Linked DNA regions of Homo sapiens: region 1 is linked to region 2. The links are chromatin loops, found by intact Hi-C in ENCODE. Cell type or tissue: endothelial cell of umbilical vein. All regions are shown on one strand. Links, peaks and the distances in the headings refer to the core of each region. The heading gives the core; the rest is flanking DNA.

What was found. A loop is a pair of places that touch in the nucleus more often than their neighbours do. Peaks named below come from ENCODE experiments on the same cell type or tissue, not always from the same donor. Only the 100,000 strongest peaks of a DNase experiment are listed, where the experiment ranks them.
Region 1: a loop joins it to region 2, with 17 times the contacts of the local background. A loop is called at or near these places in 25 of 110 quality-filtered maps.

Annotation. Positions count from the first base shown.
Region 1 is chr19:48,998,823-49,001,732 of GRCh38, reverse strand. RUVBL2 (RuvB like AAA ATPase 2) reads right to left here. Exons shown (of 15, transcript NM_006666.3): 2 at 2,360-2,414. Among named protein-coding and RNA genes, the nearest start is that of RUVBL2, 6.4 kb to the right of the region's middle. RefSeq lists an enhancer at 1,667-1,961. In endothelial cell of umbilical vein, for the core only: a CTCF peak has its summit at 1,809 (motif pointing left); a DNase peak (open chromatin) is centred at 1,792.
Region 2 is chr19:49,206,908-49,209,817 of GRCh38, reverse strand. The region is part of intron 20 of TRPM4 (transient receptor potential cation channel subfamily M member 4); the gene reads right to left. Among named protein-coding and RNA genes, the nearest start is that of TRPM4, 51 kb to the right of the region's middle. In endothelial cell of umbilical vein, for the core only: a CTCF peak has its summit at 1,338 (motif pointing right); a DNase peak (open chromatin) is centred at 1,367; H3K27ac peaks cover 239 bases.

The DNA of each region.
Region 1 (2,910 bases), core at 321-2,820, 210 kb after region 2:
AGGCTGACAGGAGAATGGTGTGAACCCGGGAGGTGGAGCTTGCAGTGAGCCAAGATTGCGCCACTGCACTCCAGCCTGGGGGACAGAATGAGACTCCGTCTCAAAAAAAAAAATAAAATAAAATAAGGAAAGATTTGCTGACCCCAGTGCTTGACTGTGAGCACCCCAAGGGAGGCTCCTGGGTGCAGCTAGTCTCTACTGGGTCCTCAGCTCACAAGCGGTGCTTGGCTCTTCATCCTTTTTTTTTTTTTTTAATTTTTTATTGTTTTTTGGCCAGGCGCGGTGGCTCATGCCTGTAATTCCAGCACTTTGGGAGGCCGAGGCGGGCGGATCACGAGGTCAGGAGATCGAGACCATCCTGGCTAACACGGGGAAACTCCATCTCTACTAAAAACGCAAAAAAATTAGCCGGGCATGGTGGCGGGCGCCTGTAGTCCCAGCTACTCGGGAGGCTGAGGCAGGAGAATGGCGTGAACCCGGGAGGCAGAGCTTGCAGTGAGCCGAGATTGCGCCACTGCACTCCAGCCTGGGCGACAGAGCGAGACTCCGTCTCCAAAAAAAAAAAAAAATGTTTTTATTTTTATTTTTTGAGAGAGCGTCTCACTCTGTCACCCAGGCTGGAGTGCATGGTGCAGTCACATCTCACCACATCCTGAACCTCCTTGGTTCAAGCAGTTCTCCCAAGTAGCTGGGACTCAGGCATGGACCACCACTGCCGGCTAATTTTTTTATTTTTTTTTTAGAGACAGGATCACACTATGTGACTCAGGCTGGTCTTGAACTCCTGATTCAAGCAATCCTCCTGACTCCACCTCTCAAAGTGCTAGGATTACAGGCGTGACCCATCATGCCCGGCCATACTTGGCACTTTTTGTTTGTTTTTGAGATGGAGTCACTCTGTCACCCAAGCTGGAGTGCAGTGGCACGATATTGGCTCACTGCAACCTCTGCCTCCCAGGTTCAAGCCATCCTCCCTAGTAGCTGGGACTATAGGCATGCACCACCATGCCTGGCTAATTTTTGTATTTTTAGTAGAGACAGGGTTTCACCATGTTGGCCAAGCTGGTCTCAAACTCCTGACTTCAGGTGATCCACCCGCCTCGGCCTCCCAAAGTGCTGGGATTACAGGCGTGAGCTACAGCACCCAGTCTCGGCACTTTTATTTATTTATTTATTGAGAGACAGAGTTTCACTCTTGTCACCCAGGCTGGAGTGCAATGGCATGATCTTGGCTCACTGCAACCTCCACCTCCTCGTTCAAGCAATTTTCCTGCCTCAGCCTCCCGAGTAGCTGGGATTACAGGCACGCGCCACCACGCCCAGCAAATTTTTGTATTTTTAGTAGAGACGAGGTTTCACCATGTTGGCCAGGCTGGTCTCAAATTCCTGACCTCAGGTGATCCGCCCACCTTGGCCTTCCAAAGTGCTGGAATTACAGGCATGAGCCACTGCACCCAGTGCCCCAGCACTTTTAATAGATGAAACAGTGTTGGCACACAGACCCAAAATGCTTTATATGAACTACCTTACTGAATCTTACATTAACTGATGAGGTAAACTATCTTAGCTTCGTCTTGCAGATAAGGAAACTGAGGCACAGAGAGGAACTAGTCCCTGGCCACATGGTGGGAAAGTGGCAGAGCTAAGCTCCAGGAATCCAGCACTGGGCTTCTAAAACCCATCTTCACAGCCAGAAGCCCTTACTGCCTTTCTCGGATGCCCTGAATCAGTGAGCCTGCTGCATGAATGAATGCGGTCACTTCCCTGCCGGTAAAGCTCTTTGTGAGAGCGCACCCTGCTGGCCTCACTGCGTCTCAACTTCCTGCTCTGTGTGAGCCGGGGCCAGTGATTTAGCTGTCCTGAAAATCAGTTCCCTCAGCTAACAGTTACAATATGCACCTCATGCGGCTACTGCGAGGGCTCCACAGGACGCAAACTCGTGCATTCAATGGTTATCTCTTGATCATCTGCTCTGTTAGGTCCTGTGCTAGGGACACAGCTAGGAATGACACGACCTCGTCCCTGCCCTCAGGGAACTCACCCCACAGTGTGTACTGGGTATACGAGGCCAAACCCAGTAAAGCACCCAGTAAATATCTATGACTTCCAGGCAAACATACCCGGGAACCCCACCAGGATAGCCAGGATAGCAGCCTGGTCCCCAGTGCATCATCTGACCCAACTCTGGAACTGAGGATCCTCCTCCCCCATTAGATAGGGCGAGTGGGGGAATGGTAGTGGGGGCACAGTTGGTGTGCAGGCCACCTCCCTCTCCATCTTAGGGGTCCTCAATAGGTTTGCTCTGTCAGGGCACATGGCAGGCAGGGCTTAGGTCCTATTCCTGACCCAACTCACTCACCGATTCGCTCAATCCTTGTTACATCACGGATCTCCGGGACTTTGGTTGTGGCTGTCTGGGGGTGCAAGAAGATGTGTCAGAGGACTAGTGTGGTCCCAGCTTTCACCAACCCCTCCTCTGTCCCTCCCATGAGATGGTCCTTTCCACTCCTTCCCCTCACAGGCAGGCGATGGGACAGGCACCAGTCACCCCCACCCCTCTTGCCTGTCACTGCCTAATGGCTGGTTGGTTGAGCCCCAGGAAGACAAGGACTGTCTGTCTCATCGACAGCTTGGTCCTCAGGGTCCAGCACATATTTGGTTATTTGGTGAATGAATGAAATCCTCCCTGTTTCTTTTTTTTTTTTTGAGATGAAGTCTCGCTCTGTCACCCAGGCTGGAGTGCAGTGGCCCAATCTCGGCTCACTGCAACCTCCGCCTCCTGGGTTCAAGAAATTCTCTGCCTCAGCCTCCTGACTAGCTGGGATTACAGGCGCGCATCAACACACCCGGCTAATTTTTGTATTTTTAGTAGAGATGGGGTTTTGCCATGTTGGCCAGGCTGGTCTCAAA
Region 2 (2,910 bases), core at 135-2,634:
GAGATCGTGCCACTGCACTCCAGCCTGGGAGACAGAGTAAGACTCCATCTCAAAAAAAAAAAAAAAAAAAAAAAGTCAGTTTAGAAGGGCCAAGGGTCAGATGTCAGAGGTCAAGTTGGGATGGTATCACGGTATAAGGTGGAGGTTGAAGTCAGGTTAAAGTTGGGCTCCAAAGTTAGCCTGGACACAAATAACTAACATCAGAAATGAAAATGGAGACATTACTACTGACCTTACCGAAATAAAAAGGATTGTATGAGAATACTATCAACAATTATATGTCAACAAACTAGATAAATGAAATGGACAAATTCCTAGGAACACACAAATTAGCTAAGCTGACTCAAGAAAAAACAGAAAATCTCAGTAGAATTATCATAAGAGATTGAATCAAAAACGTTTCAATAAAGAAAAGCCCAAAACCAGATGGCTGTGCTGGTGAATTCTATCAAATATTTAAAGAAGAATTATAATAACAAGGATGTTTCTCAAATTCGTCCAAAAGATTGAAAAGGAGAGAACATTTCCTAACTCATTCTATGAGGCCAGCATTACCGTAATACCAAAGCCAGATAAAGATATCACAAGAAAATTACAGAGCAGTAGCCCTTATGAATATACATGTAAACATCCTGAAAAAATACAAGCAAATCTAATTCAGCAGCACATTAAGTGGATTTTATACCATAACGAAATGGGATTTATCCTAGGAAAGTAAGGGTAGTTAAACATACAAAAATTAATGCAAACACCAAATTAATAGAACAAGGTGTGGGGGAAGCCATATGATCTTCTCAACCAACACAGAAAAGGCATTTGACAAAATTCAACAACACTTCACGATTTTTTTTTTTTTTTTTTGATGGAGTCTTGCTCTGTCCCACAGGCTGGAGTGCAGTGGCACAATCTCGGCTCACTGCAAGCTCCGCCTCCTGGGTTCATGCCATTCTCTTGCCTCAGCCTCCTGAGTAGCTGGGACTACAGGCACCCACCACCACGCTCAGCTAACTTTTTGTATTTTTAGTAAAGATGGGGTTTCACCATGTGTGGGCGGCAAGCCACCCAGGTGCCAAGGCAAGAGACCGAGGGCACAAGCTGTTCCAGTGTAATAAAACATATAAAATAACAAGAGTTATACTAGATATAGATCATAGATATGATTATATATGAATATCAATCATTAGTTTGTAGCAATTACTCTTTATTTCAATATTATAATAATCCTTGCTTTACAATCATAACCTAGGAAAAACCAAGCCATACAGAGATAGGAGCTGAAGGGGCATGATGAGAAGTGACCAGAAGACAGAGTGTGAGCCTTCTGTTATTCCTGGACAGGGCCACCAGAGGGCTCCTTGGTCTAGCGGTAACGCCAGCATCTGGGAAGATTCCCGTTACCAAGCGGACCGTGGTCTAGAGGTAGCGTCAGTGCCAAGGAAAAGCACCCACTACTTAGCAGACCGGGAAAGGGAGTCTCCCTTTCCCCGGGGGAGTTTAGAGAAGACTGCTCCACCACCTCTTGTGGAGGGCCTGACTGATGTCAGGCCCGCCCGCAGTTATCCAGGGGCCTAACCGTCTCCCTGTGATGCTGTGCTTCAGCGGTCACACTCCTGTTTCACTTTCATGTTCCACTCTGTACAGCTGGCTCTGCCCTCTAGATAGCAGTAGCAAAATTAGTGAAAGTATTAAAGTATTAAAGTCTTTGATCTTTCTTAAAAGAGCATAGAAGAAATAATGATGTAAGCTGTCCTCTCTCTCTCCGCCTTGGCTACCTAACAGGGAAGGGCCCCTGTCCAGTGGACATGTGACTCACGTGACCTTATCAATCATTGGAGATGACTCACACTCTTTACCCTGCCCCTTTTGCTTTGTATCCAATAAATAACAGCGCAGCCAGGCATTAGGGGCCACTGTCGGTCTCCACGTCTTGGTGGTAGTGGTCCCCCAGGCCCAGCTGTCTTTTCTTTGATCTCTTTGTCTTGTGTCTTCATTTCTACAATCTCTTGTCTCTGCACACGGGGAGAAAAACCCACAGACCTTGTAGGGCTGGCCCCTACAACCGTGTTAGCCAGGATGGTCTCGATCTCCTGACCTCATGATCTGCCCACCTCGGCCTCCCAAAGTGCTGGGATTGCAGGCTTGAGCCACCATGCATGGCTTTTTTTTTTTTTTTTTTTTTTTGAGACAAGGTTTCACTCTGTTGGTGGCACAATCATGATGGTGGTGAAATCATGGCTCACTGAAGCCACAGCCTTGACCTCCTGGGCTCAAGCCTTCCTCCCACCTCAGCCTCTTGAGTAGCTGGGACTACAGGCATGCACCACCACGCCTGGCAAATTTTTTATTTTTTTATTGAGATAAGGTCTCACTATGTTGCCCAGGTCGGTCTTGAACTCCTGGCCTCAAGTGATCCTCCCACTTTGGCTCCCTAAAGTATTGTGATTGCAGGCACAAGCCACCATGCATCATAATTTTTAAAAATCGTAAACTAGGAATAGAAATAAACTTTCTCAACATGAGAAAAGGTACTTCTGAAAAACCCACAGCTACCGTCATACCCAATGGTGAAAGAGTGAAAGCTTTCTGCCTAAGATCAGGGACAAGACAAGGATGTCCACTTTTACCACTGCTATTCCACATTGTGCTGGAAGTTCTGGCTAGAACAATTAAACAAGAAAAAAAATAAAAGGCATCCAAATTGGAAAGGAAGAAGTAAAAATATCTCTATTCACAGATGACATGATCCTATATATAGGAAATGCCAGAGAATCACAAGAAAGCTTCTAGGGCTGCAGATTCAGCAAAGTTGCAGGGTACAAGATCACACAAAAATCAGTTGTGTTTCTACACACCCGCAATGAACAATCCAAAAAGGAAATTAAGAAAGCAATTCCACTTACAACAGTATCT